2 separate regions of the Mus musculus genome follow, and region 1 is linked to region 2. Evidence: chromatin loops called from intact Hi-C (ENCODE). Cell type or tissue: gastrocnemius. All regions are shown on one strand. Each heading gives the region's core, and the rest is flanking DNA. Links, peaks and the distances in the headings are about the cores only. Region 1 has its middle 38 kb from the start of Gm41563. Region 2 holds the start of Gm30187 (a long non-coding RNA gene).

The links. A loop is a pair of places that touch in the nucleus more often than their neighbours do. Peaks named below come from ENCODE experiments on the same cell type or tissue, not always from the same donor. Only the 100,000 strongest peaks of a DNase experiment are listed, where the experiment ranks them.
Region 1: it touches region 2 in a loop (11-fold over the local background); 4 of 42 quality-filtered maps call a loop at or near these places.

The regions. Positions count from the first base shown.
Region 1 is chr17:31,781,282-31,793,629 of GRCm38, reverse strand. No RefSeq gene overlaps it. Among named protein-coding and RNA genes, the nearest start is that of Gm41563, 38 kb to the left of the region's middle. In gastrocnemius, for the core only: no CTCF peak of the experiment used is centred there; DNase peaks (open chromatin) are centred at 2,696 and 3,564; H3K4me3 peaks cover 615 bases; H3K27ac peaks cover 4,448 bases.
Region 2 is chr17:31,696,689-31,709,036 of GRCm38, reverse strand. Gm30187 (a long non-coding RNA gene) reads right to left here and starts at 841. Exons shown (of 3, transcript XR_385530.2): 1 at 809-841. In gastrocnemius, for the core only: no CTCF peak of the experiment used is centred there; DNase peaks (open chromatin) are centred at 3,226 and 5,224; H3K27ac peaks cover 2,913 bases.

The DNA of each region.
Region 1 (12,348 bases), core at 1,839-9,838, 85 kb before region 2:
GCTGTGGCTGTGGCCGCTGTGGGAGCTGGGGCTGAGGCCTGTTCTATGATCTACTGGTTCTGTTTTCCTGCAAACAGCAAAAAAGGCCAGGTGCCCAGTGTCAGTGTGAGTTCAGAGTTCAGGTCTTCCGAGCGGACCCATCCTGAGGGACAGTTCCCTGGCTGGAAACAGGATGTCTGTCAGATGGAATGGGAACAGATCCTGCCTCTCTGGCTTTGACATCTTGGCTGTGCCAGAGGTATAAATCACTGCTTAGAGGGCTACAAAGATGGCTCGGTTGATAAAGAGCTCACAAGCATGGGGACCTAAGCTCTGTCCTCAGAGTCCATGGGGAAAAGGTTGGGCATAGTGTCATTCGCGTGCAATCCCAACTCTGGGGATACAGGGATAGACTAGTTCCTGGGACTCGCTGGCCAACCTGGCTAGCCTATTTGGTGAGATTCAGGCAAGTAGGAGACCCTGTGTCACAAAAGTGGGTGGACAGCACCTGGGTTGCAATGGCTGAGGTTGTCCTTTGACCTTCAAATGTATACGCACACAAGTGAACTCAGACCAGCACACATGTATACTTGAATAGATATCACACACATGCGTGTGCGTGCACACACACACACAGCACAAAAGGAGAAAAAGATAACTACACTTGCCTGAGCCCTCCTCTTCCCACCTCATCCCTATTTATATATGATGGCCACCATGTGATCCCTATTGGAAGCATCATCCAACGACCCTTTGGTGGATGCAGCCTGCACCCGTTGCTTAGAGTATTGCAGGAAAGCATTACACACATTGTAGCCTGGTGGTCCAGGCGGAGGAGCAAGGTCCCATTGTGAGAACAGGGCCACTGAGGAGCTGTTAGCCAGAGCCAGGCTGGTACCAGGGGGCTGTGATTTTACCCGCCATCCTTACAGACCCACGCAGGACTTCTGGGAAGCCTGAGCCTCCGGTAGGTAAGAGGCTTCGCTCTCATGGCCCTAGGACAAGGTGCTACATGGGAAGCAAGCAGATCCTAATCCTAGGAAGAGATGACGGTTCGGGTGGCCTCGATCCACATGGAGAAGCAGCAGCTCCTGATCTGCAAGAGCCACTGCCTGTCAGCTCACAGGGCTGCTTTCCTTCTAAGTCCCGTCGCAACCCCGCTGTCCTGTTCTGGAACTTTCCTCGGAAGTCTCAGCTGCTCTGGGCCCTGCTTGGAAAAGTTCCTGTCGTTTTCAAATCCTAGAGCCCATGTCCTGTGGCCCTGGGTCAGTAATCTCTGAGAAGTTTCCAGGATCCAGGGTCTTCCGGGACAGAGCGTATTTGCTGGGGCTGGAGGCACTGAGCAACTCCCTCCTATCCCCCCTGCTGGCCTCTCTGACCCACACAAAGATTGTGGGGCTGGCATTTGTTCTGCCCCTGAGGCAGAGAGGCCCACCCTTATAGAGGGGTCATGCTCTTTAAGCTCCCGAGTGGTGCATCTCTCCACCCTTCTGGTTGTGTGGCTCAAGGAACCACGCAGGCACGGGGTTTCCTCGGTACAGCACAGGGTTCCATTCCAGCTGTCAGCTAACTGTTCTCTCTGTGGCTGGAACGCATCCTCCTCTCACAAAGCTTGTCCACTACGCAGCCTCACCCTGCTCTGCTTGCGTATCCACCTGACCCATCATAGAAAAGACATCTTAAAGATCATGTCAGTATCCTTAGCCTTGTTAGGTCTGCCCACCCGGACCTGGCCCAACCTAGAGTAGCTATCCCACTGTAGCCATCTGCCCTGTGGCTTTTGAGCTTCTGCGCATGCGCTGCTCGTGCAGGTCGCCATGAAGAGACGACTTTGGGCCTGACACGCAGTGTGCACGCTCACGAACAAATGCTTGCATATGAATGTACCAGTGTGTGAGAGTAGGCTCATTATGTGCCTGCGTGGGTGTGCACGCTGTGAACCTATATGTGCGTGTATATCTATAGAAACCGTGAACATCTATGTGCGATGTCCGCATGTACCATACAGGCGCATGTGCCTCTTGAGTGGATCTCATGGGTGTATATGTGTCTGTGTGAACACGTATGAATGAAAGTCCTCCCGTTTAAGGAAGAATGGTGTGCTCTGGTAGGCTGGGAGAATTTCTAGGCCGCATGTCGCTCTGCTTAGGGTGACCAGGGCTTCCACCCCTGACCCCATTCAGTGGTGCCTAGAGAGTGCCTGATGTCTTCACAATCATCCACCCTCGTGAACTCATTCAACACATTTCTCCTAGATTTCAGCAGATGCTCACGCAGCTATAGGCACATGAATGGAGAGTCTTCTGATGGGGATGGCAGCACCTCAGAGGCCAAGGAAGGCAGGCCACTGAAGCTCTGCTGAGTGCACTCTTCCTTCCTTACTGCCCATGGGCCACCCTCACTCCCTTCTGGGTTTGTGTATCCACCTGGCCTTCTTTCCTTCCAAGTACCCAGTGGACAAAGCTAAAAGACCCCTGTGGCACTAGAAAGAGGGCAAGGGGCAGTAGGGGGCTAGCAGGCAGGACATATAGCTCCTAGGACAGCTGTCTGTCCTTGACCTTCAGAGCACCATATGCCACGTTGGCCACCCTTTAAAGAGCAGCTGATTGTCTCAAATGCTGCCCTGCTCTGGAACCTGCACGCCCTCCCTCCGTGGACCGCAGGCTGCCAGCTGAGTGGCGGGTGGCAGCTGCCCTGAGCTGGAAGCTTTTGATTTGCGTCAGTGCCTAGCTGGCCAGGAGGGGCCTGCACGGCGGGTGCTTGGCAGCTGCAGAGAGTCACAATGACATCACGGCTCTCAGGAACCCAGGCAAGCATCCCAAGAGAGACAGACAGCATGGTCAACAGAGCCACATGCTGCTGAGCCCTCACCCCTCTCCCCACGGTGCAGGGCTTTGAAGGCAGTTTCCATGATGCGCACACCGCGGAGGTCAAGCTCCCAGAGGCGGAGCGGAAGTGGATTATCCCTCCCACATTGGGCTCCCTTTGGCTCCCAGAGCAGCCGGCTTGTCACTCTGTGTCTACCGGGTCATGGAGAACTCCTGCTAATTGAGGCCCTCGGTAGGAGCCCTCACCACGCCTGCAAACCTGCAATTTCACAGAGATAAAAGCGTCCTCAAAGAGCCCCCAGTGTGAGCACTGGGAGACAGAGGGGTCAGAAAGAGGGGGCACTGTCTACTCTTTCCTGGTGTGTCACAGAGGCTGTGCCGTAGCCTAGCCTCTTCCTGGGTGGAAAGAGATGGGCAGTCAGTAGTAGGGGTGTGTAAACCTACATGTGTCCCTCCACAACCCCGATCCTCCCCACCCCTCCTCCCGTGTGCCCTCTCATTTTTACTGATGCCTCCTGCTCTGGGCAGGAGCAGTTGTGAATCACTTCAAAGACTGGGTGGTTTATCCTTACAAAGAATTTCTGGGAAGGCGCCGGCAGCCTGCTCTCTCTCTCTCTCTCTCTCTCTCTCTCTCTCTCTCACTCACACACACACACACACACACACACACACACAGAGAGAGAGGGAGAGAGAGAGAGAGAGAGAGCAAGCAAGCGAGCAAGCGGTTGTCACCATGGTCACCCAGCCCATCCCCCTCCTGTCAGCAAAATGCTCCAACTTGTGGCAGTAATTACCCCTGGTGGAGCTGCCCATATCCCTTCTGCTAGTGTCTACAAGGTCGTTCATGCTCCTTAGCCAAAACACCCTCTTTCTGTTCCCATGGCCTCTGTACCCCTCATTGAGTCCTGGGTTGAGAATAAGGTATGTGTGTGTGGGGGGGTGCAGTTGTGATTGCAATGGACTTGTGGTCAGACACTAGTTGCCCTGCTGGCTTAGCAGACTGAGGGATTGGGCATCGCCTGTGAAGGTGACCTGGGCTCTTTACATCTTGGTGAAGGCTTCTTAGTGCTCTGTGATCCGAGTCATTTTCCCCCTTACTCCCCAAGGGAGGTCCTTACCAGCTTCTCTCCCTGGAATCCAAGAATCCGGGAAAAGAAGGTTTCCAGAGACTCCAAACCAGCCAGGTTGAAGGGGCGTAGGCCCACAGGAAAGCAGTTAAAGGGCCCCACCTTGAGAGTTAAGATCTTGTGCTCAGGATCCGTCAGCCTAGGGGACAGGAAGCTGGCACTAAGAGCCTAGGGTGGTGACAGACAGTGTGTGACAAACAGTGTCTGATTCGCATGGAACTGTGGTTTGGAGAACGCCAAGGCCTCACTGTGTTCCCTCCCCACCAAGCAACTGTGTGGCTCCCATTTCCAAGTGTCTGGGACCTTCCCTCGCCCACCCCACCATGCTTTCTAGGCTCGTTCTGTGTGGTTGAGAGGCTGAGTGCTGAGTCACCCGTGGGTCCCTAACTTGGAGCATCTTAGTGTATTTGTTTCCTGTGGCCGATGAAGCGAAGCACAGAAGGCTGGGTGGCTTAAACCACAGACATTCACTGTCTCCGAGATCTGGAGGTCAGAAGTCCAAGGTTGAGGTGTGGTCAGGCAGCTGTCCAAAGGTCTCAGGGCAGCTGGTGACCAGCTTCTCCAAACCCCTGGTGCTGTAGAACTCCTAAGACCCTGCCTCATCACCTGGCCTTCCCTGGCAGGCATCTCCTGTTTCATGGATGTCATAGTTACAATGTTTGCCTTTAAGAGCTAGCAGTCCAAGGCTTGCTCATCTCTATAGCCTCGCCCTAGACACAGCTTCTTCTAAGTATAGTTCCACTCACAGGTGCCCCATGGACAGACGGGTAGACTATCAGTCAATCACTTAGGGATTTGCAGGAGAGTGCTCCCCTATGTCAATCAACTTTCTCTAACTGACCCAACTGGGTGAACAAGTAAGGAAACAAACCCCGTTGTGTGCGACAGAGCCAGGACTACAGCCTAGGCCATGTGCCTTGATTTTCTTCTGCCCGTGCTGGGGTGGAACGGGGGGGGGGGGTCTCGAGGAGGGGAAGTCTCCCAGGCACCATTGAGCATCTCTAGCTGGAGGGGACTCTCCTTTTGTGATCAGATTCTCAGCCTGACTCCCCACTTACCAGCCCTGTGACCTCTGCACGGGTTCACCTCGCAGACATGTGGCTGGCCACCAGCCGCTGGCTGTCTGATTTCTCCTGGCTTGTAGTTCTATGTGGCTGCCCAGCATGGCATGAACCTGACCTCTAGCCACCAGGGATAGAGCTGTGTGTGTCAGATGCCAAGGAGGCCTTGTGACATGCCAGGGCTCTGAGGCTGGCAGAGTCAGTATGTGTGGCTAGTCACTTAGGTCACAGGCCAGGCCACACAGAGTCAGAGGGGATCTCCAGTCTTCTCACCCAGATGCATAACAGACCCTCTCTCTCTTTCCTATCTATTTCTGCTGGAGTCAGTGCCCTGACTATAAAAGTGAGGCTCCTGAGGTCTCAGTAGGTCAGGCTGCTACAGGTGACTTGTGGCACAGACCTTCTGAGAGCAGGAAGATGACCCACAAGGAAGAAGTAGGAAGAATCCCTGCCCACAAATAGTAACTCACATGCCAACTGTCTACCAAGATGGGAGAGCCCAGAGCTTAGTGCCAGTTCTCTGGGTCTTAGAGCTTCCAAGAGGCCAGGCTTGACTCCAGCCTTTGGGGTTCTAGCTTCTGTGGGTTAAAAATGGTATCCCATGTCTGGCCCAGGGCTCAGGCCACTGGGCGAGGCAGAACTCAGAAAGTCTGACTGTGGGCACCCCACGTTGCCAGGCGGGCATTGGGCTGTGAGAAGCCACAGGACCCTGCTCCAGGGGTGGGAAAGCACAGACTGAAGTCACTGCGAACCTGCCAGAATTGGCCTGGGGTCCCAGAGCCTGCAGAGGCTGAGGACGACAGGTTCTCATCCTCTTAGACACCGCAGGTGCTTCTGGATATCATGGAAGAGCTGAGAACAGAGGGGAGGGTCCCGGCCGAAGGGAAAAGGACAGGAGGGCTCCGGTTGGTTACTGCAGGAAGGAGAGTCCTTGGCTTGCTTGGCTTGGAGGAAACCATGTCTGAGAGTGCAGAGAGGCCTCTCATGGGAGATTAGAAGCATGGCTCTTTAGAGGTGGACCTGCTCTATTGCTCCAGCACGGTGGATTCCGATGAGAAGAGACAGTCCATGGTTTTAAGGTGTTTAGTGTAGAAAGGCAGAGAGAGGAAGAGAGTAGGGAAGTAGAAGTTGGCCATAGCCACATGGAGAGAAGGGGGAGGGGATTCGAAAAGAGATGGGGAGCAAGGGAGGGAGAGGCAAGAGTAAGAGAGTAAGAGAGGGAGGAGGGGGCAAGCAGCCCCTTTTATAGTGGTCTGGACCTACCTGGCTGTTGCCAGGTAACTTTGGGGAGGAGCATACCTGGTTGTTGCCAGGTAACCGTGGGGGTGGAGTCCAGACAGAATACCAGGTGCTTGGGTCTATGTGACTGATGGCCACAGAATTATGGAGCTGGGGCCTTTTGTCAAGAACCTAGTGTCTGGGAGTGTGTGACAAACTTCCTTCCATCTCATGCAGATTAATCTACTGGGTCTCCGGGGTTTAAACCTAGCTCAACCAGAAATCAGGCTGTCTTTCACAGCCCTACAGGCTTCAGAGAGGGGAGCTCACAGCCTTCAGGAGATCATCAGATGGGCTACCTACCACTCCATCCCACCAACATGTAAACAGAGATGGCAGATCCTCTCAAATGAAGACCTTGCATAGCCTAGGACCTCACGGAGTCCATGAAGACCCACATCAGTGTGTGCCTCAAGCTGTGGCCATGAATACATTCACTCTTTCCCCAAGATGGCAGAATGCCAAGGGGTCCCCGCCTGCCTGGCTCCTCTTCCTGAAACAGGGGCATGGCTCTCAATGGCCCCTTGGCTGAGGTGAAAGAGTGTCCCTGGCTGGTGATAAAATGACAGTCAGACATGCTGTTACCATCATGTTCCTGGGCACCTGTAAGTGGTTTTTAGCGTTGAAAACCTCAAGACACCCATGACATGAGCTGCTGGGCCAATAAAAAGGAAGGACAGGGCAGTGGGAGAGATGGTACTTCTGCCAACCTGGGATGTCCAGATCCAAGGAGGAGGGGAGTCTCAAGCAGGGGCAGGGCCATCCTTTCTAGGGTCCCAAGGTCTCAAACCTGCCTTGTGTATTTGGGCAGGTGGGCAGGGCGATGAAGGACCAGACAGAACCTCTGGATGAGGTTGTGCTACCTCTGTACCCAGCACCTGTACCCATCTCTGCCCCAGACACAGGATCACCTGCCTGATTGCAGCTCTGGGGACATTCAGTGTGTACAGTGTCCTTCCTGGTGACTCGCGCTGTGACTCTGTCTGTAGCTTACTGAGTTCCAAGATCATTCTCTCCAGAGAGCTTCCAGGCTGGAGCCCACAGCCAGAGCCCCAGCTCCCATTCAAGTGCATTTTTCTTTCCATCCAACCAATGCTTACACAAGGATGACAGATCCTCTTCAGTTAAGTCCCTGGGTAGCCTCGGACCTCACGGATTCCATGGTGACCCACATCAGTCAGTGCCTTAAACTGTAGCCATGAATATGGCTTTTCCCAAGATGGCAGCTCAGGAAAAATGGGAGCTATCTAGCTGTCCCATTGGTATTTAGACAAATTCTTCTTAAAGAAAGAATCCACAGCTCTTAGGTGGTGGACCCCAAAGGGACAAGGCTCCCCCACAGCAACATAGTTTGTCTAGGTGAGGAGACGTCACCACACACCTTCCAGGACCATCATCCCCTATTTAACATCTGTCTGCAGTAGTATTCAGTTGACAGGATGAAATAGGGCCTCACTATGTATGGCTGGTGGGGCCTCCCGATGACCTGGCACAGTGTTTGGGACCACAATCCTCTCCAGTCAGCTGCCATTCCCTCAGACAGGCTGCCTCACACAGAATATGGATAGCAGGCTAAAGACTTCTTGCACTTCTCTGCCCTGCCCAGGCCTCAAGGGAGAGGATGCTGATACTTCAGGCTGTTGGCAGATTGAGAGGCCCATCCCACAGAGGACTATGTGGAGTGGTCATTTGGAAGGATGCTGGAGGAGGCAAAGCTATCAGAATTTCCCTGACCCCTCTCCATAAGGTCATAAGTTTATGCTCTCCCAAGCCCTGAAGCTGTCGCCTTCTGTGAGGATAACTGATCTGGATTAGATCCTCAGAGGAATCTGTCTTAGTCAACATTCTATTGCTGTGAAGAGACACCATGACCAAGGCAACTCTTCTAAAGGAAAGCATTTAATTGGGGTTTGCTTACAGTTTCAGAGGTTTGCTTCATTGTCCTCAGATAGGGAAGCACACCTGTGAGAGCATCTATAGAGTTCTACATCAGGATCCACAGGAAGCAGGATGAAAGAGAGACACTGAACTTGGCTTGTGCGTTTGAAATACCAAAGCCCGCCCCGCCGTGACACACTTCCTCCAAGGCCATACCTCCTGTGCCACTCTCTAATGATTAAGCATTTGAATATGTGGCCAATGAGGGCCAGTCCTATTCAAATCACCACAGTGTTGGTGACCATCTAGGCCTGGAGCAGATGCATACTCAGGGCTGCAGAGGGGACTCAGCCCTGCAGCATCCTGACTTTGGAAGCCTGGACCAAGGGCTGTGAGCAAAGTGTCTTCACATATTTAAACTCTGTTGTGGGAAACTATTACGAATAAATACCAGAGCAGATAGGATCTGAGGAAGCAGCCAGTTGCCTTCTACACAGGACTAACCTCTCCCTGGTCCTACATAGATATGACAGGTGAGAGGCCTCGACCCTCTGCTCCTTTGACCTCCCTCAGACATCTCTCACCTGCTCACTTGTTTAGCATAAACCTTCAGTTCAATGCCCCTGCTCCATATCTGCTGTAAGCATGATGTTTTTGTGTGCTGTGTGAAGTTTACCCTGGTGTTATTCAAATGCTGATCTCTCTGTCCTCGTGTCTTGTTTCAATCCAGACACAACATTGTAATGCTTGTACCAAGAATCCCCTGTCTCAAGTTCTTACCATTTATTCTCTGCCTTGTCAATAATGCTGATCACCCAACAGCTGGGCAGACAGAGAATAGAGCAAGATGTCTGCCAACCAGAGGAAGGAGAGAGGGAGAGAGGGACAGATGGAGATTCAGATTAGTGGCAGGATGGAGGAATTGGAGCCTTGAAGAAGGAGTCTGAAGAGCCAGATCAATAATAGTATGCGAATCTCATGGGAGCGGGCTGGGAGGCAGTGAGATCAGCACGGAAAGTATAGGTAGATCATTTAATTGCTCAAGTACTGAAATTCAATTTTTTTGTTCTTGTTTTTTTTGTTTTTGTTTTTTTCGAGACAGGGTTTCTCTGTATAGCCCTGGCTGTCCTGGAACTCACTTTGTAGACCAGGCTGGCCTCGAACTCAGAAATCCACCTCTGAAATTTAATTTTAAATGAATATTGATTTGCCTGCATGATTTTTGGGGGGCTAACATGAAAAGTACAGCCCCTGGATTAGTTCACTGTTTATATTTATATTAAGAATAATTCGTCTACACCCATTTCTCCTATACCTCCCCTATACCTCTTCCACATTCTGAAACTCTAAAGACAGGAGCCATCTTCCTCCTGAGAGCCTATAGGCTGGAGTTTAGGGCCAGGCCCCCAGTTCCCATTGAAATGCATTTTCATTGTGGTGGGTGTGGAGGTGTCTTAGTTAGGGTCTTACTGCTGTAAACAGACACCATGACCCAGGCAACTCTTACAAGAACAACTTTTAATTGGGGCTGGCTTACAGGTTCAGAGGTTCAGTCCAGTATCCTCAAGGCAGGAACATGGCAGCAGCCAGGCAGGCATGGTGCTGGAGGAAATGAGAGTTCTACATCTTCATCTGAAGGCTGCTAGGAGAAGACTGGCTTCCAGGCAGCTAGGATGAGGGTCTTAAAGCTCACACCCACAGTAACACACCTACTCCAACAAGGCCACACCCACTCCAACAAGGCCACGCCCACTCCAACAAGGCCACACCTTAAGTGCCACCCCAGGGCCAAGCATGTACAAACCATCATAGGAGGTATGAGTGGTAGTGGGGAGATGCTATTCATCCCAGCTCTCCAAAGCCTAGGGTGGGTGGAATTAATATCTCCACCCACCTGTAAACGCCTTGAGGCAAAGGCAAAGCCAGAAAGCCCTAGTTACAGCCACAGGCTTACACCAAGGGAGAGACACTGGACTACACTGGATCTCTAAGAATCTTCACCTCCCTACCCCATACCTGTCCATCCTACTGCCTCCCTTAAAGCCCCTCCCCACACCCACACAAATGGATTGACTGAGCCAGTGTCCTGATGGCCGTCACTTTCCGTCTGAAGTGAAGGTCCTGGCCTTCACTGCGGTTGTATCATGCTGAGCCCTGTGCACACAGCCCCACTCATCAGTCCAGGTCTTTGCAGGAGGGGGTTTCACGCTCTTGATCATCAACTGGACAATTCCAGTTTCAGGTGGCTGGTTCCACACCTGTGGAAGACCTCTAAGAGTAGAGAGGTCACTCCACGTGCTTGAATTTCCTGTCCCTGCTGTGGCAGAGGCCCACAGACCTGAAGGCCCAAAGCCCAGATTTAGCTTCCAGTGGTTCTGAGGTGGGGTGTGTGTGTGTGTGTGTGTGTGTGTGTGTGTGTGTGTGTGTGTGTGTCAGGGTCTGACCCAGATTCCGCCGATTAAAGTTGAGGTGTTACAAGGCTTCTTTCCTTCCTGAGGCTCTGGGGAGACTCTTCATGTCTCTCCTGGTGTGCTTCCGAGCTTCGAGCTTCGGAAGGTCTCACACCCCTCCACTCATCTTCTGTGGGCAGAGCCAGCTATAGGCAGCCCGTCTCTCTAACACTGACCCCTCCCACCTAGTAGAGCTGTGTTCTCCCCAAACCTCCACAGACACCCACCATCTCTGTATAAGGACAGACACACAAACATACACATACACACACACATACACACACACACACACACACACACACACACACACACACACACAATGGCTTTATGAAACGGAACAGTCATATTTAAGGGACCATTCTGCCAACCACATTCAGTCCCTCTGGGGACTTTGTACTTGTCACCCGTGTGTGTCTTGACAGTGACACTGAGTCTCTTGACTGACCCTTTCCTCCACTTTCACCTTGTCTGTGGCGCCAGGCCTGGGGCCCAGGAGGATCAGGTGGCTAGAGGCACAAGCCGTCCATTGTGTTTGTGCGGGTGGGACCCACAGGGCCGGGCAGGCCAGCAACAGCATCCTCCCACTGGTTTGAAAAAAAGGTCTTTGTGAAGGCAGCAGGTCCCCACCCTGCTCCACATGAGCCAAGACTGGCTCCCAGCTTCCCTGTCCACCAGCAGGGTGACCATGTGGCTCTTAATTCTGTATGGTTAATGTCACCAGCATGGCATGCCAGAGGGCTCAGATCCGCAGGAGACCAACAGAGGCATCAGCTGAGGACCACTTCCTTTATGGCTATACCATTGGTGATGTTACAGGGAGATGGTGCCTGGGAGGATACTGTGGCTGGCCTGGGTGACCTGCCTCAGGTGGCGCTGGGAACCTGGTGTGTCAATATGAAAAAGGTTAAGGAGAGGCCCGAAGTGGTGGCCAAGACATGACAATGAGCAGTAGAGGCTTCCATCCTGACAAAGGTTGAAGTCTAGAGGGCTGTGGGTCCAAAGGAACCTCGGAGCAGTTAGGACCTCGTAGACCCAGAAGAGCTGTATTGAAGTCAGAATTTCATCTCCAGCCAGTCCCAGGGAGTCAACCTGCACCTTGGCTCAGAAAACACCCCAGGACCAGGGGTCTGCTGATGCTGTGAGCCAAGGCATCTCAGAGGCTTGAGAACGGGGACACCTGAGAAGAGACTGGACAACTGTGACAAAGTCATGTGCATTAGGATGCTGGCCCCTACAGACCCTCCTGGAGATTAGGCCTCCCTTGGCCTCCTATCCTGGATTCCAGGACAGCAGAGGCCAGCCCAGAGTCTTCCTGGCCCCTTTTTTGTTCTACTTCTTTGGAAGGTCACAGCCACTGACTTCAGGAGCGGAGGCTTCTGGTGTCCAAATAATGGTGGCTCCGGGACTGTCCCCAGGGCCAGGGTCAGGGTGGGAGGGAGGGAGGAAACAAGGGAGCTACTTTTGTGCAAAGAGAACTGGGTGGGGGTACAGGAAGGGCAGGGAAGGAAAGCAGGAAGGAGGGCGGGGAGGGTGGCGCTAATGGAAAGCTCTGGAAGGCTGAAGGACAGAGGTCCTGCTTCTGTCCTGAGGTAGAGGGCAGAGAGAGGCTCCCCTACTCCTCCCACATGGCCTCAGACATCAGACGTCTGCAGCCCTTCATGGTGCCAGGCTAGGAAATGCCTTTGCAGGGTATACCTCCAGTGGAGGGTGGACCCTCGTTCCCGCCTCATCTGCCTGATGCCTTACT
Region 2 (12,348 bases), core at 1,957-9,956:
ATCAGGAATAGATGGCATTTGGTCACCAGCCCATTCATGTAGAAGACCCAGCCTCTCCAGAACAATGAGGCACACAGACCGGTTATTTGTTAGGGGCCCAAGAAGACCGAGGCTGGTGTAGGGTTCAGACAAGAGTCTCAGCAGCAATGAGGTCATGCTAAACCCCAGAGGAACCTGTGTGAGCAGAGGGTAACCCCCTTAAAATCAGGGACAGACATACAGGTGCATAACCCAAGACCCCAGAGAGGCCAAGTGGAGGACAGTGTGTGCATTCGGTATTTGCATGTGTGTATATGTGCATGGTGTGTGTGTGTGTGTGTGTGTGTGTGTGTGTGTGAATATGTGTGGTATCTTATGTCGTATGGAATGTATGCATGTGGTGTATATTGTATGTATTCATGCACTATATAAATAAATAGATAGATCATATATATATAAACATATATATATGATGTGCATAGTGTGTGATATGTATATTATTATGTGGTATGTGAATGTATATGACTTTTATGTGTGTTGTGCATATATATGTATAGGTATGAATATATGTTTGTGTCTTGCACAGCATTGAATACATGCACATGGGGTTATGTGTGTGTGTTTGCTGTCTACATGTGGGGTGGAGTGGGGTGGGGTGGGGTGGGGTGGGGCTGGTGGCTCCAGCCCTGGGCTTGTCTCATAGCTCTTCTCCCAAAAGAAGAACAGCCCTGCCACAGTGACTTATCAGAACCTGTTTTAGTCAGGGCTCTCTAGAGTCACAGAACTTATGGGTAGCCTCTATATAGTGAGGGGATTGTTGATGACTTACAGTCTGTAGTCCAACTCCCAACAATGGTCAGAGCAGCTCTGAATGGAAGTCCAAGGATCTAGCAGTTGCTTAGTCCTACAAGGCAAGCAGGTGAAGAAGAGAGTGAATCTTCCTTCTTCTAATGTCCTTATGTAGGTCTCCAGTAGAAGGTGTGGCCCAGAATAAAGGTGTGAGCCACCATGCCGGGATCTGGGACTTGCTTTGTCCCAGATGACCTTGAACTCAGAGATCTCCCCGCCTTAATCTTCTGGGATTCATAGCCACTATGCCTCAAGATCTCCATGCCAAGATCCAGGTCAGAATCTTGTATCTCTCAGCTTCCAGATTAGGATCGCAGGGGAGCCTTCCAATTCTCGATTGTAGTTCATTCCAGATATAGTCAAGTTGACGACCAGGAATAGCCACTACAGAGCCCTAAGCCTAAATTGGCACACGTAGCCATCCCAGACAAGGGTCCCCCAAGGATGCTGCCCACACCGCCTCCACTCCACCACTGCTCAATGAGACTCTGAGCAAGATGTGGCACCCTGGCTTCGGCACCCTGTCCCCCAAGCCCTGTCTTTTCTGTATCCCTGTGGGTCATGTCAGGAGGCAGAGCTGTTGATCCATGAACTCTGACTGAGACACCTCCCTCAAGCCCCAGATCCCTTCTCAGGGGATCCCGAGAGACACGAGTGCTGGGTGCAATCTGCCCTTGACTCATTTGCATAGATCTGTTTGGGTAGCAGTTTAGTCTGTGCAAATTCATGCTTCTGACTTTAGCAGTGTTAATTGCTACTGTGCAGGAATTTACGGCTAATGACTTTATGGTGTCAAAGAAAACACTCAGGAATTACTGACGCTTATGAATACACAGTTCATCTTCCCATCTCAGACCATGCAGGCTGAACCACTACAAGACAGAGGTGACCAGGGGGGCCTCCCTCTGCATCAGAGGTCATATCTAACTCAGACAGAGGTCAGGGAGGAGAGTCCAGGGATGGCCCTGGGCTAACACCATGCCTCAGGTGTTTAGAGGAAGAGACATCATGTCCCAAAGACAATGTCAGCATGTGAGAGTTCACAGGAGCCTGTCCATCAGAAAGAGACTTGCCAAAATGTCCCACAAAGGCAGAACCAGACCTGCCAAGAAACATTGGTTTTATTCTTTATGAATGCCTGGAGTCAAGAGAAAGGCCAACACTGGAAGTCTTAAGCAGAAGACTTCATGAGAAGAAAAGAAGGTTAAACCTATGAAGACACTGGGCCTCAGTAACAACTGGGAAATTATAAATTAATAGGGCAGATGGCATTGGCATTTCACATCCTCAGTCACGGAGGCCTGAGAGGCAGGGTCACCATGGGGAAGAGCATTTACAGAAGAGCAGGGACACAAGACAGGCTCCTGACACTCCGTGAGACAGGACATCAATGCTCACACAGCATTTCTGTAATAGCCTCATACCAGAAACAGCCCGGACAGTCACAGCAGCGGATGGACAGATGGACTAAGGCATACAAGCACACAGGAAAACTATGCAGGGGTGAAAACTATGACCCACAGCCACTGGCGTGGATAGGACAACCCTTCCAAGCAAGAAGGATTTGCTGAGGGAGCAAATGAATGGAGTAAGTGAATGAGTATATACATAACTGAATGAGTGAGTGAGTGAGTGAGTGAGTGAGTGAGTGAGTGAGTGTGTGATAAAGTAGAGGGAATGCCTAGTAGGTGAGTGCATGAATGAATGAATGAGTGAATGAGCAAAAGACTGAATGAGTTAATAGATATATGACTGAAGGAGTAAGTAAATGAATACATGAAAAAACGCATGAGTGGGTGAATGAATGAGTGAATGAATGAATAAGTAGAGTGTGAATGAATGAATAAGTAGAGTGAATGCATAGGTGAGTGCATGAATGAGTGAATGAATGAGCAAACGACTGAATGGGCAAGCTAGTGAATACATGACTGAATGAGTGAATGAGCGTCTGAGACACAGCTCTGGAGAGCTCACAGCCTGAGTCTTAGGTTCTGACCAGTGCTCTATTTCCTAATCTGGAAAGAGGCTGTGTGTTCCTTAAAATGGACACATTCATCTCCTCTACACATTGCATATTCCACAATAAGGTGGGAGAGAGAGAGAGACACTAAAATCTCAAAATGTCTCTAAAAATGATAGTGCCAGGAGCAGTAGCTGCATGAACGCACCACAGACAGAAACTCTAAAACCCAGGCCAACGGGCAGAAAACAGCAAGTAGGGATGATGAGGGAAGGCATGGAGTCATTGAGTTTCTTTCCTAAGTTGCCCAAGAGGCCAAGGAGCTGAGCTGGACAGGGCCCCACTCCTTGGCAATGTGAAGGGTACCACGGCTGCCAAAGGAGCTTGGCGTGGCCACCCCATGCACACTGCCAGGTCCCACCAGGCCCTGGGATGGCCAGGAGGAGTTCTGCCAGGCCATGCAGAAATACAACACCAGCGCCAAGTCTCCCGCAGGGATGCAGAACTCCCTAATTACAATGATTACTGAAGAAGGGGAGGGTGCCTGGAGCAGACGAGACTGCTATAAGGGAGGGAGGCAATTGAAAGATCCGGTAGTGATGGACGACAGTCCCCAGATTTGTCCACCAGTGTCACAGCTGCGTGCTCACACAAGTGTGCACACAACACACGTGACGTGTGTCAGATCTCATCGTGGAACGAGCTTGTACACACACACAAGCATGCACGTGGGGTGTGCCAGATCTTGGCATGGGATGAGCTTGTACTGTGATTCATGACCCCTGGGCTTTGAAACACAAGGACACCGTGTTCAGGGTCCTCCGCACCCCTCAAGGTGAGAGCTGGATGCGCTCAGAGCGAGACGAGATGGCTCTTCAGAGCAACTGAAGGCTCCAGGCTGCCCCAGGCAGCTCCAGGTGGCCCCAGGCTGCTACCGAATGAGTGTCAGAGTTCATCTCCTGAAGTCTGAGGCTGAGTCTTTTTGTCTTCTTGATTTTATTTTATTTTTTAAGATTGATTGATTGATTGATTGATTGATTGATTGATTTAATGTATGTGAGTACACTGTAGCTGTACAGATGGTTGGGAACCTTCATGTGGTTGTTGGGAATTGAATTTAGGACCTCTGTTCCCCCCAGTCAACCCTGCTCACTCCGGTTGGCCCTGCTCACTCAGGCACAAAGATTTATTTATTATAAATAAGTACACTGTAGCTGTCTTCAGACACACCAGAACAGAGCTTCAGATCTCATTACAGATGGTTGTGAACCACAATGTGGTTGCTGGGATTTGAACTCAAGACCTTTAGAAGGGCCATCAGTGCTCTTACCCCCTGAGCCATCTTGCCAGCCCTTGATTTTATGTTTTTAATTAGTCTTTTGCTAGTCTTGCTACCTGGATTTCCCTTTTCACTCTAACCCTGGTAGAGATGCAGCTAATCTCATGAACCACCAATAGGCTATGCTAGCAGCTCGAAAACGTCCATCTGTATTTCTGTTTTTCCTTGACACAGAGTCATACTGTGTGGCCCTGGCCCATCTTGGATTTGTGATTCTCCTGCCTCTGCCTCCCCAATGCTGATTTTAGGTGTGTTCCACCAAATCCACTGAAAAAGCCAACCTTTCAGAAAATTACACTCATTTATCTCTGTGTATCCACATGCGTGTATACCGTGGTGTGCGGGTGGCGATCAGAGAGTCAGTTCTTCTCATCCATTACTCCCTGGGATTGAACTCAGGTACTCAGGACTGGTAGCAAACACCCAGTAAGCCACCAGTCCATCCACCAAACCCCACCCCACCCCACCCCACCAAAAAAAAAATTTTTTTTAATTTTTTTCTTTTATTTTCTTCTTTGAGATAGGGTCTCTCTATGTAGTCCTGGCTGGCTTCAGGTCTCTGTAGACCACCAGGTTGGCCTCAAACTCACAGAAATCCACCTGCCTCTGCCTCTGGAGTACTGGAATTAAAGGTGTGCACCACCACACTCCAACTCAAAAACTTTGATGGTTTTGATCTCAGGATCCACATATGAGCCATTCTGAGTACAAGCTTTGTGTGTGTGTGTGTGTGTGTGTGTGTGTGTGTGTGTGTGTGTGTGTGTATGGGTACCTATGCCTGCTTTCCTAGAAACAAGTCTGTGTCTCACATCTTCAAAGGCAAGGCATCCTTGACCTTCTGACTCCCCACCTGACCCATTGTATCACAGAGGAGGAAACTCAGGTCCAAGATGAGTCTAGATTTCCACCTTCACACTCCACGCCAACCCCACGACTCAGGAAGGCCCTTGCATAGGTGGCCTGGAGTCCCAGAGCAGCCTCAGCCCAGACAGGAAACTGTCTAAAAGCTAAACTTGAGTTGCACACTGTCTTGCAATAGAGTCTCCTTGCACATTGCAAGCATCTTGCCCTGCCAGGCCTCCTGGGCAGCAGCCCAGAGGAGAGGTCCAATCCCAGTCACATGGTGGTAATTCTTAGCTAGCAACTGTGAGCATTGCACAAGACCAGACACAGGAGGGTATACTGTGCCCCACTAGGGCAAAGTGGATTGGGGGAGAATAGAAAGCTCTGGGCTCAGGATTAACCCACTGAACACAACACGAGGGGCCCAAGCAGAGCCAGCTCCACTGTACTGCAGACCAGGACAGCAAAGACCCACAAGGCAGAGGGCCCAACACACATGAATATTGTAATAGGTCACCTGACCCCTGCTATCGAGTGGCCACTGTTTACAGCCCAGCAGAGTACAGAGCACAAAGGCGACCTAGCCTAAACTCATCTGACTCCTGATGTTTGAAACTAGAACTCATTTGCTAAATGTGGATGGTGCTGACACCTGTCCTGGGCCGCAATTCATGTAGTCCCTGACAGGGGTCAGGACTGGGTGTGCCTGTCCCCAGACTCACCTCCTCCATTCAGGGCAGCCACGAGAGTTACAGTCAGACTCCAGAGGGTTCCAGGACACAGCCAGTTGAGCCAGAGATCGACCTGCCAGGGACTTATAAGTGTGTTTATTTCTGTCGTTGAGACTGGACTGCAGAAGGAATGGCTGTCCATAAAACCTCAGGAGTTCTGAACCATGTGTCACAGTGTAGTTGGGTGGCACCGCCAGTTGCTTCCACAGCTAGCTCTTTGGTCTTTCCATCATATGTATATTTACCTCTGTGCCACATAAGAGCTGGTGTCTCCTGTTCCAAGAAGTCATCTCGTGTCACCTGTAAGCATGGCCTTCTACATGTCAAGCTGGGCTGCAGCTATGGAAGGCATAAGCTCTGCCCTGCTTTGTAAGAAAACTCTCTTCTAAAACCCTCTTCTCTTGTTCAGAATGTACATCCAAGGGTATACACATCCAAAGCCTCCTCCATGGAAGGGCTCACCTTCCAGCTCCTGTAAGAACGTGGAACAAGAAAACCCCGCGCCACGTGTCTTCCCAAGTCTAACTAAATGTTTTTATGCCTTTATTGTCTTTGCATCGATTTAAAGTTTTGTAAGGTTCTCTTATTCTATTTAGGGACGTTGTTGGCGCTTTTAACATTTAACATATACACTTAGTTTAAAGCAGTGGTTCTCAACCTTCCTAATGCTGCCATCCTTTAATACAGTTCCTCACGCTGTCGGTGACCCCCCCAACCATAAAATTACTTTCATTGCTACTTCATAACTGTATTTTTACTACTCTTATAAATTGTTGTATAAATCCCTGTGAAAAAGTTGCAACCCACATATTGAGAACCAATGATCTAAAAGTATCTCTCTTGCTCCTGAATTTAAAAAAAAAAAAAAATCTGAAGAACATTTTAGACTTAAAAAAAAATCGAGATGGAGAGATGGCTCAGTAGTTTGACTGATCTTCCAGAGGTCCTGAGTTCAATTCCCAGCAACCACGTGGTGGCTCACAACCATCTGTAATGGGATCCGACACCCCTCTTCTGGTGTGTCTGAAGACAGCAACAGTGTACTCATAACATAAAATAAATCTCTAAAAAAACAATCATCATGTAGAAGTCCCTAAATGGGGCTGAAGAGATGGCTCAGCGGTTAAGGGCACTGACTGCTCTTCTAGAGGTCCTGAGTTCAATTCCCAGCAACCACATGGTGGCTCACAACTATCGGTAATGAGATCTGATGCCCTATTCTGATATGCAGGTGTGCATGCAGATAGAGCACTCATACACAAAATAAATAAATAAATCTTTTTTTTAAGGAAGAAGGGGGAGGACAAGGAGGAAGAGGAGGAGGAGGAGAAGAAGGAGGAGGAAGAGGAGGAGGAGGAGGAGGAGGAGGAGGAGGAGGAGGAGGAGAAGAAGAAGAAGAAGAAGAAGAAGAAGAAGAAGAAGAAGAGAAGAAGAGAAGAAGAAGAAGAAGAAGAGGAAGAAGAAGAAGAAGAAGAAGAAGAAGAAGAAGAAGAAGAAAAGAAGAAGAGAAGAAGAAGAGAAGAAGAAGAAGAAGAAGAAGAGAAGAAGAAGAGAAGAAGAAGAAGAAGAAGAGGAAGAAGAAGAAGAAGAAGAAGAAGAAGAAGAAGAAGAAGAAGAAGAAGAAGAAGAAAAGAAGAAGAGAAGAAGAAGAGAAGAAGAAGAAGAAGAAGAGAAGAAGAGAAGAAGAAGAGAAGAAAAAGAAGAAGAAAAAGAAGAAGAAAAGAAGAAGAGGAAGAAGAAGAAGAAGAAGAGAAGAAGAAGAAGAAGAAGAAGAAGAAGAAGAAGAAGAAGAAGAAGAAGAAGAAGAAGAAGAAGAAGAAGAAGTTGTTGACGTTGTTACTAGATAGGTATCTGGGCTTAGAGATGTCTATTTTGGCGAGCATTCTCAATTGATAGTTTAACTGGGTACAGACAGGCTAATGCTGTCTCTATTTGTATTAGTACAAATATAATGTATTAGTTGCTAGTCTCATTACTGTGACAAAATACCTGACAGGAACAATTGGTTTACAGTTTCAGAAATATTTGACCATCCTGGCATGGGAAGGCACAGAGGGCCGTGGTGGTGAGAGTTTGCTGCCTGTCTTGTTCACATTTCAGTAGATCAGAAAGCAAAGAGCTCAGTTCTAAAGCAAGGTCAGGCTATGATCCTCCATCCAACCCCAAGTGACCCAGGCACACTTCCTACCACAAAGGTGTCACTGTCTCCCAAAACAGTGTCACTTGGCAGGGAGTACATGTCCAAACACAGACCTGTTGGTGATATTTCACTTTATTCGTTGTTTGTGGGGGTTTTTTGTTTTTGTTTTTGTTTCTTGTTTTTGTTGAGACAGGGTCTCTGTGTGTAGCCCTGGCTGTCCTGGAACTCACTATGTAGACCAGGCTAGCCTCTAACTCAAAGATGAGGATTTGCCTCTGCCTGCCGAGGGCTGGGATTAAAGGCAGGGGCCGCCATGCCCATTTCAACTTTTCCCTTTCTTTTTTTAAAAGATTTATTTATTTTATGTCTATGAGTACATGGCTGCTGTCTTCAGACACAGCAGAAGAGGGATCAGATCCCATTACGGATGGTTGTGAGCCATCATATGGTTGCTAGGATTTGAACTCAGGACCTCTGGAAGAACAGTCAATGCTCTTAACCACTGAGCCATCTCTCCAACCCTGACATTTCCCTTTCAATTCATAAAGTATAGTGTGTGTATCTTCTTACTGAACAACTAACTAATGATGGTTGTTCTTCAGCAGAGTCCTTTCTACTGCGGAGGTGCTGTGCGTATAACATGCTTGCATGCGTGTGGGTGCACATCATGATGGCACGAGCCATCCTCAATTCCTCCCCACTTAATGTTTGAGAGAGGGTCTCTCACTGAACCTGGAGCTCAATCATTTGACGGGGCTGGCTGATCAGTCAATCAATTTGCTTCAGGACTCTGTGTTTCTCTGCCACAGCCCTACATGCCAGGCCTGCAGATGTGTGCCACCAAGCTGGCGTTCTACATGGGTACTGGAATCTGAACTCGGTCTTGGAGTTTACCAACAGAGCCATCTGCTCAGCCCAGCTGTAATGATTTCCGTATGAATTATTTTTATTTCTAATTTCATCCCGGGGGGGGGGGATGAGATTATTGAATTCAATCTAAGCCTTCATTAGTGAGATAGTTAATATCCTTACCCCCATGACCCCACTTTGACAGTTGGGCACAGGTGCACACCCTCATTGAAAGATTTGATGGCTAGGCCCCTCCACAGGTGTGTGCCACCATGAAACTCTGAGCTACAACTGACTGGCATCTCTGGAGACCGATGTGAATATGGAAGTCAGTTTAGTTCTGAAATCAGTGGGCATGTGGATAATGATAGGGCCACGTGGAGGCTGGCTATAGTCCTCCCAAGCTTCTAGGCCCTATGCAGGCGCTCAGAGATGGTAACCCACACTACCTCCGTAAGGTCACCGTGCACACTGTGCTAGTGCCCCCTCCAGATACTGCAGTGTTCACACCAGGGCTGAGAGAAAGCAGGGGTGGAAAAGCCAAGACAAAGAAAACATGGAGCAAGTCCTTCTGAGGAGGCAGTTAGGAAAGCCACAGTAGTGCACCAGCACTCGGGAGGCAGAAACAGGTGGATCTCCAAGTTCGAGACTAGCCTGGTCTACAGCCAGGACAGCCAGGGCTACACAGAGAAATCTTCTCTCAAAAACCCAAACAGCAGCAACAACAACAAAGATGATGGTGTCTTAGGGTTTTATTGCTATGAACAGACACCATGACCAAGGTAACTCTTATAAGGACATTTCATTGGGGCTGGTTTACAGGTTCAGAGGTTCAGTCCATAATCATCAAGGCAGGAGCATGGCAGCATCCAGGGGGCTGGAGAAGCTGAGAGTTCCACCTCTTGTTCCAAAAAGGCAGCTAGCCGAAGACAATTCCAGGCAGCTAGGATGAGGATCTTAAAGGCCATGCCCACAGTGACAGACCTACTCCAACAAGGCCACACCCACTTCAACAAGGCCACACCTCCTAATAGTGCCACTCCCTGGGCCAAGCATGTAGTAAAGCATCACAGATGGGGATGAGCTACGTTATTGATGGAAATAAAGTGCCTGGGGATACAGTTGGTGTGTGCAGAATGGCCATTCCCCTCCTACCCGTGACAACTGTGTGCCCTTTATTCTCGTGGACACTTAGCCTTGATCCCCCACTACAGGTCATGGTACAAATGCAAGCTATCAGACGCCAACTGCCTGTGTCCTTGTGTTTCCACTGTCTCTTGGCTAGTTCATCTGTATGCACTTTCCTGCTTCATAATCTCATGTGACCAGCGATGCCCACAAACCTCCCAGCAACTGCTTCTTTTCCACACGCAGCTCCGCAGATTCGGGAAATCCCCCGCTCCACCTCCATTAAGTCCAGGCAAATCGACCCACTCTGCTTTCAAGGTTGTGCTCAATCCTGGATCAGTCCAAGGCCCTGCAGGGACACCTCCAGGCTCTCACGATGAACAAACCAAGCAACTTGGTACCCACCAGTGGGCGGCAACCCAGCAGGGAGGTGTCAATCTTGGCTTGGCTTTTTTAGGCAGCTTCAGAAAGCTCGAGAAGGTAGCTGAAATAATTCCCCCTTAGGAGCTGCCCTGTGGAGGGCCCCATCTTCACTCAGCAATCAGCCAGGCAAAGTGCCCCTTGCCGAGGAACCTCGCCCCCAACGCTCGATTGCTAATTTGCCAGAAAGCTCCGACTGTACCTTGCATGTTTTCTGTCTAATTTAGTCTGATCACAATTTGGAGCAGGTGCAGCCCCAGCAGGCAACTCAAGCAATCAACCAGGCTGGTGGCTGCGCTCACAGGTCCCCTGCCTTCTGGGGTCACTGTGAGCTGGCGGAAACACTGCGACTACCCCATCACCACTTCCAACCAGCAAGCACACACCCCAAGAGCCACGGAAGGCCATTCTCCCTGCCCACCCAGGCTCAGACCTGGCGAACTTGAATGCTTGCTATCCTTGGACACCGAGACACACTGAGCCCTGTGGGGGGCTGTGGCTGCTGCCTCACCTCTACTCTGGCACAGGAAAGCCATGAGCCCACCTGATACCACTGGTCAGCCCACCCCCACCAGCATCAGCTCTGCAGGACAGCAGGACAAGCTGGAAGTGCGTGTAACCTTCTGACACTGCCCAACCCACCACCACTATCAGAACTAGCTGCAAAGAGAGCCTTCTGTGGGGCCCTAGGACACCAGACAAAGCCCTTAGATATATCTACCGAGGGGTAGTCTTGGTTAATACTGGACACTCACCACACAAAAGCCTGCAAATGGGCCATTTGCCCCTCAAGACCAGGTGTCTGGCGATCCGGGCCTGTCCACACAGACACGAGCAGTAAATATACACTCTGCATATGCATCCAAGCACACAGCTTAAACACACACACAGCACATGCGTAAGACACACACTCATTAAACACAGCATATGCACAGGGATATATACATCATCCATATACATGCTGCGCATGCACGGGACGCACACAGGATAAACAAGCACACGGCACACACATGCGGATACACACACCATTTGGAGTCCACTTCCCAAGCTATGACCCTTCCTCTTCCTTCTTCATCTCCACCCACCTATGCCCCCCAACTCATATTGTATTGGGCACTTGTCACCTTTTACAGTCTCTTTATGTGTACATGTGTGAGTGTGTGTGTGTGCACATGCATACATGTGTGCATGCATGCATGTATGTTTGTATGCATGTGCATGCATATACACACATGTGTGCTATATGTGCATGTATGCACATATGCATATGCATGTGTGCATACATATATGCATGTCCATATGCATGTACATGTGGGTGTGCATGTGTATGCTTAGCTGGAGCTAAGAAATTAGTGGTGATTAAGAAGAGACCAGCGGGGGCTGGTGAGATGGCTCACGGTTAAGAGCGCCAATTGCTCTTCCAAAGGTCCTGAGTTCAAATCCCAGCAACCACATGGTGGCTCACAACCATCTGAAATGAGATCTGATGCCCTCTTCTGGAATGTCTGAAGACAGCTACAGTGTACTTACAAATAATAAATGAATAAATGAATATTAAATAAAAGAGAAAGATTGTTATCTCACTCTTTAAAAAAAAAAAAGAAGAGACCAGCATCGTTGAGGTGACATCTTCTGGGAAGGGCTTTCTGAGAGCACAAAGAGGCTGTGTTCCAGAGATAGCCAAGGTAGTACCTCGTGCAGCAGCAGTACTTGGTAATGTGTAAGAGTCACCCAGGTGGTACTGGTTTTGAAGGCATAAAGGGGTCATGCAGAGCAGCTGAGGCTCGGCACTGTGATAGGCCATGGAAGGCCATTGGTGAAGGTGCAGCCTCATTTGCAATTGATGGCCCAGGACAGAAGGGGTCATGTAAAGGAGTTGAGGCTTGGCACCATGAAAAGAGCCTATTAGAGGCTGTTGGTGAAGCCTAGTTACAGTGGAAGACAGCAGTGTTTTGGAGATGCCAGCACCATGAGATGACCACCAAGAACAGCAGCAGCAATGGAGTACAGGCAGCTGGAGCCTAGAAGACAACGTGTGTGCTACAAAGGGCAAGGCTGGAGAAGTGACCGAAGCCTTTGGAGGAGCCCAGAAGATCATGAGTTGGATCCC